3 separate regions of the Homo sapiens genome follow, and all the other regions are linked to region 2. A link is a contact called in ENCODE Hi-C or POLR2A ChIA-PET data. All regions are on one chromosome and are shown on one strand. Each heading gives the region's core, a stretch centred on a gene start or an enhancer-like site at or near the end of the contact. The rest is flanking DNA. Distances are from core to core; before and after follow the strand shown. Region 1 overlaps STAG1 (STAG1 cohesin complex component). Region 2 overlaps PPP2R3A (protein phosphatase 2 regulatory subunit B''alpha). Region 3 overlaps STAG1 (STAG1 cohesin complex component).

The links. Hi-C counts contacts between places; a loop is a spot of excess contacts on that map. ChIA-PET counts read pairs that join two places held with the same protein, here RNA polymerase II (POLR2A). Pooled maps may share reads with other maps.
Region 1: a loop to region 2 is called in a map of B cell, with 6 times the contacts of the local background. The contact joins two enhancer-like sites. A Hi-C loop is called at or near these places in 13 of 168 maps with a recorded cell type or tissue (A673, B cell, CD8-positive, alpha-beta T cell and 10 more), 9 of 37 single-sample maps with no recorded cell type and 13 of 50 pooled maps. POLR2A ChIA-PET finds 5 or more read pairs at or near these places in 1 of 52 experiments (WTC11).
Region 3: a map of MCF 10A shows a loop between it and region 2 (12-fold over the local background). The contact joins two enhancer-like sites. A Hi-C loop is called at or near these places in 20 of 168 maps with a recorded cell type or tissue (A673, CD8-positive, alpha-beta T cell, Caco-2 and 16 more), 15 of 37 single-sample maps with no recorded cell type and 26 of 50 pooled maps.

The regions. Positions count from the first base shown.
Region 1 is chr3:136,342,455-136,345,561 of GRCh38, reverse strand. It overlaps STAG1 (STAG1 cohesin complex component), which reads left to right. Exons shown (of 34, transcript NM_005862.3): 30 at 1,556-1,730. Among named protein-coding and RNA genes, the nearest start is that of PCCB, 94 kb to the right of the region's middle. Within about 2 kb of position 1,626, at least 11 of the 41 ENCODE cell types and tissues checked have a DNase peak (open chromatin) inside an H3K27ac peak, as active enhancers do.
Region 2 is chr3:136,074,514-136,077,896 of GRCh38, reverse strand. All of the region lies in intron 6 of PPP2R3A (protein phosphatase 2 regulatory subunit B''alpha), which reads right to left. Among named protein-coding and RNA genes, the nearest start is that of PPP2R3A, 110 kb to the right of the region's middle. Within about 2 kb of position 1,901, at least 4 of the 41 ENCODE cell types and tissues checked have a DNase peak (open chromatin) inside an H3K27ac peak, as active enhancers do.
Region 3 is chr3:136,542,306-136,545,382 of GRCh38, reverse strand. The region is part of intron 5 of STAG1 (STAG1 cohesin complex component); the gene reads left to right. Among named protein-coding and RNA genes, the nearest start is that of STAG1, 210 kb to the left of the region's middle. Within about 2 kb of position 1,827, at least 3 of the 41 ENCODE cell types and tissues checked have a DNase peak (open chromatin) inside an H3K27ac peak, as active enhancers do.

The sequences.
Region 1 (3,107 bases), core at 377-2,876, 270 kb before region 2:
ATTTCTGCACTTTGGGAGATGGGTGGATCGCTTGAGCTCAGGAGTTTGAGATCAGCCTAGGCAACATAGCAAAACCCCATCTCAAAAAAAAAAAAAAAAAAAAAAACAACTAGGTAATATTTTATCAGGACAGTTTGTAAATAATGCTTTAATCTGCTCAAATCTTTATAAACCATCTTAGCTGGTGGCTTACACCTGTAATCCCAGCATTCTGGGAGGCTGAGGTGGGCTGCTCACTTGAGGTCAGGAGTTCCATTTCAGCCTGGCCAACATGGTGAAACCCATCTCTACTAAAAATACAAAAATTAGCTGGACATGATGGCAGATGCCTGTAATCCCAGCTACTTGGGAGGCTGAGGCAGGAGAATCACTTGAACTTAGGAGGCGGAGGTTGAAGTGAGCCAAGATCGTGCCACTGTACTACAGCCTGCGACAGAGTGAGACGCTGTCTCAAAAAATATATATATATTTATAAACCATTTTCATAAGTTCTGAAAGAAAAACAGTTCGTAGCCCCTGGAAAACTTAAGTTTTACAGAGATAATTTATATACATGACAAATTACGTAACCTGCTAATGCAGTATAGTGTATAATTAAGTCCTAAGTGAGTATGAATGACTGTATTTCCTCTAGAAATTAAAAGAGAAGCCTGGGCGTGGTGGCTCATGCCTATAATCTCAGCACTTTGAGAGGCCGAGGTGGGCGGATCACCTGAGGTCAGGAGTTCGAGACCAGACTGGCCAACATAATGATACCCCGTCTCTCCTAAAAATATAAAAATGAGCTGGGCGTGGTGGCGGGCACCTGTAATCCCAGCTACTCGAGACACTGAGTCAGGAGAATCGCTTGAACCTGGGAGGCGGAGGTTGCAGTGAGCCGAGATCACGCCACTGCACTCCAGCCCGGGCGACAGAGTGAGACTCCGTCTTGAAAAAAAAGTTTAAACAAAGAATGGTAAGTGGGGGGTTGGGTAGGGGTAATCAGGGAAGGCTTCCCTGAAGTACAGAGGCATGAAAATGGTGAACCTTTCAACCCATCTCCACATGTATAACCTGGCAAGAAGTTACTGACCAGTGTCTAGTTGTGCAAGGGGATTTGCTTATTTCTCCACAAAAGCCAGTCAGACTTTAATTGCTACTGCCTGGGACCCCTACGAGGCCCAGGAAATAGGCCCTTTATTGCTTGAACAAAGAAAAGAGGAGAGGTCTCTGGCTGGCTGCAATCTTCCCCTTCTAGGATGAATGAATCTTTAGAGATGGAGGGACTTAAAGAGATGATGATGTGATGATAGCTAACATTCAGTGGTTACATACATTACCTCATTTAGTCCCTACAACTTCGTGAGGTTAGGTAATGCATCCCCATTGTATGTATGAGAAAACTCAACTTTGGAAGTTTAATGACTTACACAAAGTCATGTAAGTAAGTGGTGGAACTGAGATTTAAAGTGGGCAGTCTGACTGCAGAGCCACACTCTTCACAAGTCTATGCTATGACTGCTACCAGAGTTCACTCCACCCACGACATTGTGTGACCTTAACTGGAATTTTACAGATGAGAGTCTGGATAACACATGGCTAAACAGGACTGACACCATGATTCAGACTCCTGGCCCCCTGCCAGCACCACAACTCACATCCACTGTACTGCGGGAGAACAGTCGGCCCATGGGAGACCAGATTCAAGAACCTGAGTCTGAACATGGTTCTGAACCAGACTTTTTACACAAGTAAGTAGCAAAAATTTGTCTTTTTCACAAAAAGCCTTTAAAGAAAGTAAAACTATTTAAGAAAAACTTTATTTGTTCATCAGAACATATTGCTGGTCAGTTCATGATAAGCCACAAACGGAGGGTAAACACTTCATGTGAGAAGAGCTATAAAAAGTCTGTAAACATTGTTGAAGATACCAGTTCCTGGAAGTTTACAGACCTTTAAATGTACGGTGTCTCACCAGGTGCTAATTTCAGTTGGCATGTGCATTTTCATTGGGCAGGTCTGTTTCTTCTCAGGGACTTACCAAGAAATGCAGGTTACTTCCTAGGCAAGAAAACCTGTAAGAGCCTATATTAAGTTGTCAGTAGTCTGGACACCAAATAAATAGACTGTATTTAGCTTTATCATCCATTTAATTAATATTTTGTCTTGTTACATTTTAAACTCAAACTTCTCATGGATTAAGAATTTTTAAGATCTTACTTGATAAATTCTGAGAATAGTTGCCCTCAAAGAGAAAATCAAGGTCTTACCTTTCCTCCATGCTAGTAATTAAAATGTTTTCTAGTACACAGACCTCTGAAAATTGTAGAGAAGGCAGAGGGTGATGGCGTGTTTTGCTTATAAAAATCTTATTGTTGTTTTCCATCCAACTTTGAAATTCTTTGAGCTCCTCACTTGTGTTTCTGTGTATAGTTGGGTAATGCTGTGAATTACTCTGATGGATAAGAGGGAGAACTCTCATTTGAACTCAACAAATTTAGTTAGGTTGAAAATAGAGACAGTGTTAGAAGTATCAAATCCTGGGTTTTCATGATCCCTTTGCTCTAAGGGATCAGCCTTCAAACCCAAGAGGATACTCACTGTCACCCATGGTATAACTGGGCATTCTTGTGCTGCCAAGTATCCTAGAAGGTGGTTTGCCTTATGGCAAGCATCCGAAGATGGGTGACCTAACCAATATCCCCACCCCTCTTCCTACAGGGTGGGTTTCTCCTTGTTTTAGCAGCCTGCCTTGCCCCTCTGACCCTACCATTTGTCATTCCCTGTGGCCATGGTCTGCCTTCTTTTCCCTGCTCCAGGTTTATAGGTTTAATCAAGGTGGTGGCCCCACATGATATAAAGACAGCTACTTAGAGACAACTTCATGTGACAGTTTGTATTGGCTAAAAAACCACTAAAGTTTACATCCTATAAATGTATGGGTATGGTGGCACACGCCTGTGATCCCAACTATTCAGGAGGCTAAGGAATGAGAATTGCTTGAACTCGGGAGGCAGAGGTTGCAGTGAGCCAAAATCGCGCCACTGCACTCCAGCCTGGGTGACACAGACTCTGTCTCAACACCACCACCACAAAATTAGCCAGGTGTGGTGGCGCATGCCTGTGAT
Region 2 (3,383 bases), core at 652-3,151:
TCGGTCTTCTAGACTCTATGGAAATTCAAATACATCTGGGATAATTTATATCCTAACTTTTATTTGGGCATGAACATCTTTGTTATTAGCTGGTGTTTTAATGGGTTTAGCAGAATTGCAACTCTGGAGAAAACCTTGGATAGAATGGGAGAAGAGGAGATAAGAAGCAAATGTGTCTAGATTGAGGATGTGTGTGCTGTGGTGTAGGAGAAGACCAGAGAAGGAAGATGGAAGCTGCAATCCTGGAGGTAGGAGGTCACAGTGCATTCTTAACAATTTTACCTGCAGTCATTCCTACCCACTTCATTTCCCTTTCACTGATTATTTTTCTTCTCCCAAAGGAAGCAGTGGTAAAAAGAGCAATTTGAGCAGCTTTATTTTTTTGGGTGGGTGGGGGGGTGCATTCTGCTTTTATTTTGATAGTCTAATAATACAGAAATCCTGTATCTTTGGTGGTTTTATCATGGAAGAAATTAGATCTCTTTTTCAAGATATTTTGGTGCGAGAAGAACAAATAAGGCAAGATATTTGGACATCTTTCTCAATAGTAGGCCTAATGAGGGACTAAACCACCTTTCTTTTCTGGATTCTTCAGCAGAGAGAGTGATTCTTCAACTGTTCTAAACAGGGAAAAACTAGCATCAGGATGAAGGTCTAGATTTCAGCTGTCCAGCGCTCACTACCCCACCCCTGCTATCAGTGCTAACCCCTCTGACCCTACAGAATTGAGCTCAAGTGCCACGCTCCATGGGAGGCCCCAGGACAGGGACTGACTAGAGCTCTGCCTTCTGTGCTCCCACTGCCACCTGAGCCTCCTTTAGCTGTCCCTGTGGTTACATTCCAAACGCTGGTGCACCTGACCATCATCACCTCCAAACACTAAGAGACCAGGTCTTTCTTGACTTGTATTCCAGTAACTTATATGGTGCTTTTTTTTTTTTTTTCTTTCTGAGACGGAGTCTCACCCTGTCGCCCAGGCTGGAGTGCAGTGGCACAATCTCGGCTCACTGCAAGCTCCACCTCCCGGGTTCACGCCATTCTCCTGCCTCAGCCTCCCAAGTAGCTGGCACTACAGGTGCCCGCCACCATGCCCGGCTAATTTTTTGTTTTTTAGTTGAGACGGGGTTTCACTGTGTTAGCCAGGATGGTCTCCATCTCCTGACCTTGTGATCCACCCGCCTCGGCCTCCCAAAGTGCTGGGATTACAGGCGTGAGCCACCGCGCCCAGCCACGGTGCTTTCTATATATCAGGTGGTCCATAACTGCTTGATAAAATAATGAGGTTTGAAAGTTACATAACAAAGATTTTTGTATTATCTTTGTGTTAGAGAAATACGGGTTGGCTTCATAACTATTTGAAGAACTCTACTCAGAGTTTTGCATAGCAGATGAATGTCAACCCAAGAAAGGTCTCTAATTAGTATTTCACATATATCAGTATTTTTGTCTATTATTTATAGATAGAATCATATATAATGTGCAAAAACCACAAAACAGGTAAGTGTAACTATATTCAAAATGATTGTGAAAGATGCTACTAATGTAGTAATGTTTAATCTTGAGAAAAAATAAGACTAGAGTGTAGATGTGATCAAGATCTGAGTGGCTATTGGGCGGAAGAAGAAGCTGACTTGTTCTGTGTTTCACCAAAGGGAAGAATTACAACTGCTAGACAGAAATGCATTTATACTGAAATGCTTCAATATAAGGAAGACTTTCCTAAAATTAGCCCTATAAAGCAATGAGTTTGTATGAAGTGGCTGGGTTTCTTTTCATCTTTTCACCACAAGTATTTAGGAAGAAGTTGACAGGATTCCTGAATTAGGTGGGAGCTGGGACTAGGCAGTGCCTAATTTCTCTACTGGCCCCAACCACTCAGACTCTGAGGTCACTGAGGACAGAGAACATGTCTTACTCAATACTGTATTCTTAGCACTAGCTTGGCGGAAGTTCATGTAAAAACGATGGAGGATTTTTAGCACAGAAAATTTATGTACGAAAATAAACATTAAGAATTTGATTTATCATAATTCCATGTCCCCTCTCTCAAGTTAAAGTCAATTTCAATATATATTATTAAACCACATTTTTCTATTGAAGATTTTTGTCCTTATTTCTTGATTCTGAATGTAAATTTATCTTAAAGTATGAGTTTTCTATCTAAAATTTATATTTATATACTCAAATACTTTATATTATTTATGAAATTACTGTGTTAAAAATTATAAAACTTTATAATCTGTATCCATTCGTGCTTATTTTTCTCCTCTTCTTTTTGAATTTTTAAAATCTGCAAACAGTTTGACTGTTAGGCATTTCCTATTTTTAGCCTGTGCTAACCTACTTATCTAATACTATAAGACAATGTATTTGTATTCCATTTTTCCATAGCCTAAATCTCCTTATTCAGTGGCCACACTTCATCAGCACATTTGTTGGTTTCCACATCACTGATTCAGCACTTTAGATGGCTGAGGCAGGAGCACCATCTAGTGGTGAAGCATGTAGCTGCTGACTCTACACTAATTATTGTTTTTCTAACTGCTCTCTTCTAGGTAAATAAAATTCATCATCATTTAAAATATCAAATAAAATTTTACAATAAATCATAATTAGAATAACTATTTTCTGCTAGTGAAATAAATGAAATCTGACCATTTTTCACCAAGGGATCTTTAGTCAACTTGATATATAAGTTAAATTGTAAGTCAGTTTCCTTTCTTCTTGGTATCTATTGAATTAGAAATCTCTAATTCACAAGTATAGGTCACCAGGAATGGAAATGTTTGATGGCTCTGTCATATAGTTTTTGAAAAATGAATTAAATACAGACATAGAAGTTACAAATAATTTTTACTATGTATGTGTACAGAAGAACAAACTCCAATGCTGGAAGCCTGGCTCTCACTTGGCAGGAGTGGTGAACAGATTTCTAATTCACTCTTTGGTTAACATGGCTCAGAAAAGTATTTCCTTATGGTCTTCTGTAGAGTTAGGACTTTAAAAAATATATCTAACAAAAATTTTTTTTTCTCTCTTAAGAGGAAAAGTTTTCAAGGGGGAAGAGTTGGTAAGCTCTTAGTGTGAGCAGTCTCCACTATAGCTTAGTCATCTTAGGAAAATCAGTACCTTGCCCTCCACAAGGAAAATCCTGGCATTTCAGCCTACAGTGGTGGATTCTGGCCAATCAAGATACTGAATATATCACTAAGACACACCATTGGAGCAAGCCACAGAAATATCTCTACTGCCAGCACCAGTGTCATAAAGAAGTATTTTAAATCTCATCGCTTATTTTAAAAACTCAAGTTAGCACTTCTTTCCTCAAAAGTTGGCATATGTTGGTTTGGATAAGCAAAACCTTTTATTCACTGGCAATTTTT
Region 3 (3,077 bases), core at 578-3,077, 470 kb before region 2:
AATGAAACTAAAAATGGCCAGGCACGGTGGCTCACGCCTGTAATCCCAGCAGTTTGGGAGGCCGAGGTGGGTGGATCATGAGGTCAGGAGTTCGAGACCAGCCTGGCCAACATGATGAAACCCTGTCTCTACTAAAAATACAAAACTTATTGTGTTTTTAGTAGAGAATAATTACACGTGGTGACGTGTGCCTGTAATCCCAGCTACTCAGGAGACTGAGGCAGGAGAATCACTTGAACCCGGGAGGCGGAGGTTGCAGTGAGCTGAGATCGCGCCATTGCACTCCATCTTGGACAACAGAGCAAGACACAATCTCAAAAAAAAAGAAATAAAAAAATAAAAAGTTAGATGACAATAAAAATGATCCTGTCATATGCTTGGATTATCTCTAGTACATAACTAGATTACATTTTATTTATTAAGGCGCTATAATCCACTCTGTAAAAGAAGAGCTTTAAAATGATTTATACATGGAGCAATTACTTAGAAAGCATCTGCTATTTGGAAGGATCTTTTGCTAAGTGTGTTAGACAATGTTAGTGTATTTCAATCACACTTAGACTTCAGTAATTTGAGGTAAGCAAGAATGGTGTGTCATAAAAGCTATAAACTTTTTTTTTTTTTGAGTCTTGCTCTGTCATCCAGGCTGGAGTACAGTGGTGCAATCTCAACTTACTGCAACCTCAGTCTCCCAGGTTCCAGAGATTCTTGTGCCTCAGCCTCCTGAGTAGCTGAGATTACAGGCATGTGCCACCCACACCCGGCTGTTTTTTTGTATTTTTAGTAGAGATGATGTCTCGCCGTGTTGCCCAGGCTGGTCTCAAACTCTTGATCTTAAGCAGTCTGCCCACCTCAACCTCCCAAAGTGCTGGTATTATAGGTGTAAGCCACCACACATGGCCAAAAGCTATTATTAATATAAACTTAAAAGAGCCTTGTGTTATATTTGGATAAATTGTTTTGCTGCTGAGTAAAGTTCTGTCTACTTTCAGTCTTCTGTGTACTTGTGTACCTAGTTGGAGGGATGTATAGAAGGCTTGGAGTTTATGCCCTGGCTGACATCATAGAATAGAGGAGGAGAATTGAAAATGACTGAGGAGGGACAGGGTTGAGACATTTCTCTAAACTGTGTGGTTCATATATATGAGGATAAGAAAGTTTGCTGGGTCCTTCTTGACTTTTCTGACAATTTACCTCATCATTGTCTTAACTTACCCCTATGATAGGTACTAGGCATTTTGAACAGGGTGTTTAGTGCTGTTGGACCTGATATGTCTACTCTGGAGGTGGATGCTATAGGTCTAGGTGATGGGAAAACCTCTGGAATTACTTTCCCTGGTTTTGGGATAAAAGAGGTAGCTCGTCTCTTGAAACAGTATTTGAATCTGTGCATACGTAGGAATCTGACTTCCTGTAGAACTCAACTTAGGAACTGGAGCTTTTAGCTTGCTTCCAAAATGGGCACGATAATGTATCAGAAAAAAAAATGAATGCCCAAAGTAGGAGAGTCTAATACTGAGTATCTTTTATGTTACAGGTGCAATGCCAAATACTTTACATTTGTTATCTCATTTAATTCTCTTATCATCCTTATTTGTTTGAATGTTTCCCATGTGCTAAGTAATGTTCCAGGCAGTAGCAGTTAGAACATTGAAGAAAGGCTCTCTGCTCTGCAGTGATATTATCACCACTTAAAAGATTAGAAATCCTAGTTTCATAGAGACTAAGTGACTTTTCTAGTGTCCCATATCCGGTAACTGATGGAGCTGAGAAACCCTACTATGTCTTACTCTAAAGACATTGAGCCACTCTAGGATGACTTATTTCCTGAGGCTTCTAACGTATGTTGTAATCACTGCAACTACAATTACAGTCTGTTTTTATTGTTGTCTATATAGATATTTATACAAGAGCGTGTTTTCCAGCCTTATATTCCGTCTTTTGTGCCCTGTGATAGCAGATAACAAAAACACAGTATTTCTGGCAAACTTGTGTTAAGGATTCTTATTCTTGCCTTCTACTGAGTGCATATTGATAAGGACTATACAAATGCCTGATAGTGTTTAAGAGCAGTGTCTTTCAGTTTAGTTTTTTACATTTTATTTTTTATTTGAAATGTATTTATTCATAATTTTGTTTGGGTAATATATTCATGTAGTTCAAATTTTTAAAGTGCAAAAAGTATGAATATAGCCTCCCTTATTTTTCTAAACCTCAACTGCCCATTTCTCTTTCTTGGAGGCAACCAGTTTTACTAGAGTATCTTTCTAGAAATATTTTAATGTATGTTCAATCAAATATATTTCAGTATCCATTCTTTTTTGTGTTTGAATATATCCTATAGATCTTTCCATAGATAGCTTATTTTTTGATAGCTCCATCTATAGTTTTGATAGATTCCATTGACTTTGAGAGTCAATAAAGAGTAGTGGTTAATCATAGTAGCCAGTCTGCCTGCATGTAAACCATGGGTCTGATACCGGGAAACTTTTTTTGCAAGTTGCTAAACCTCTAGATGCCTCTTGTCTCAGAAATAATAGTACATTCTTCATAAGGCTGTTGTAAAGATTAAATGTATAAGCATCAAGTGCCTGGGAGATAGTAAGCACCCAAATGTTAGCTGCCACCACCATCGTCATTAATATCACCTTTTTATTTATTTCATCTGATCTTTATGAGCATATAGGCTTTCTTTCCTTTTTTTTTTTTTTTTATTACAAACAGTGCTTCAGGGATAACCTTTTACATTCATTACTTTGCACATGTGTTAGTCAGTGGATGTTTTGCTACAGGTACAATCTGTGGATCAAAGAGTATGTAAATTTGTAGTTTTGGCAGACATTTACCAAACTGCATACCATAGAGATTGTACCAAATTATATACTTTTATCAGCAATTTAACGTAATTTAAACTATCTAGAACTTTATGGTAGATTTCTGATGTTATGTCTAATTATGGAATTATTTATAGTTAAAAACGGCAATTTCAAAATTCTTCCTTTTCCTTCTTAGGAGTACTGTCCTGTCAGAAGGGCCTGATCAAACAACATTTTATGTTTTAATATAAAATATATGTT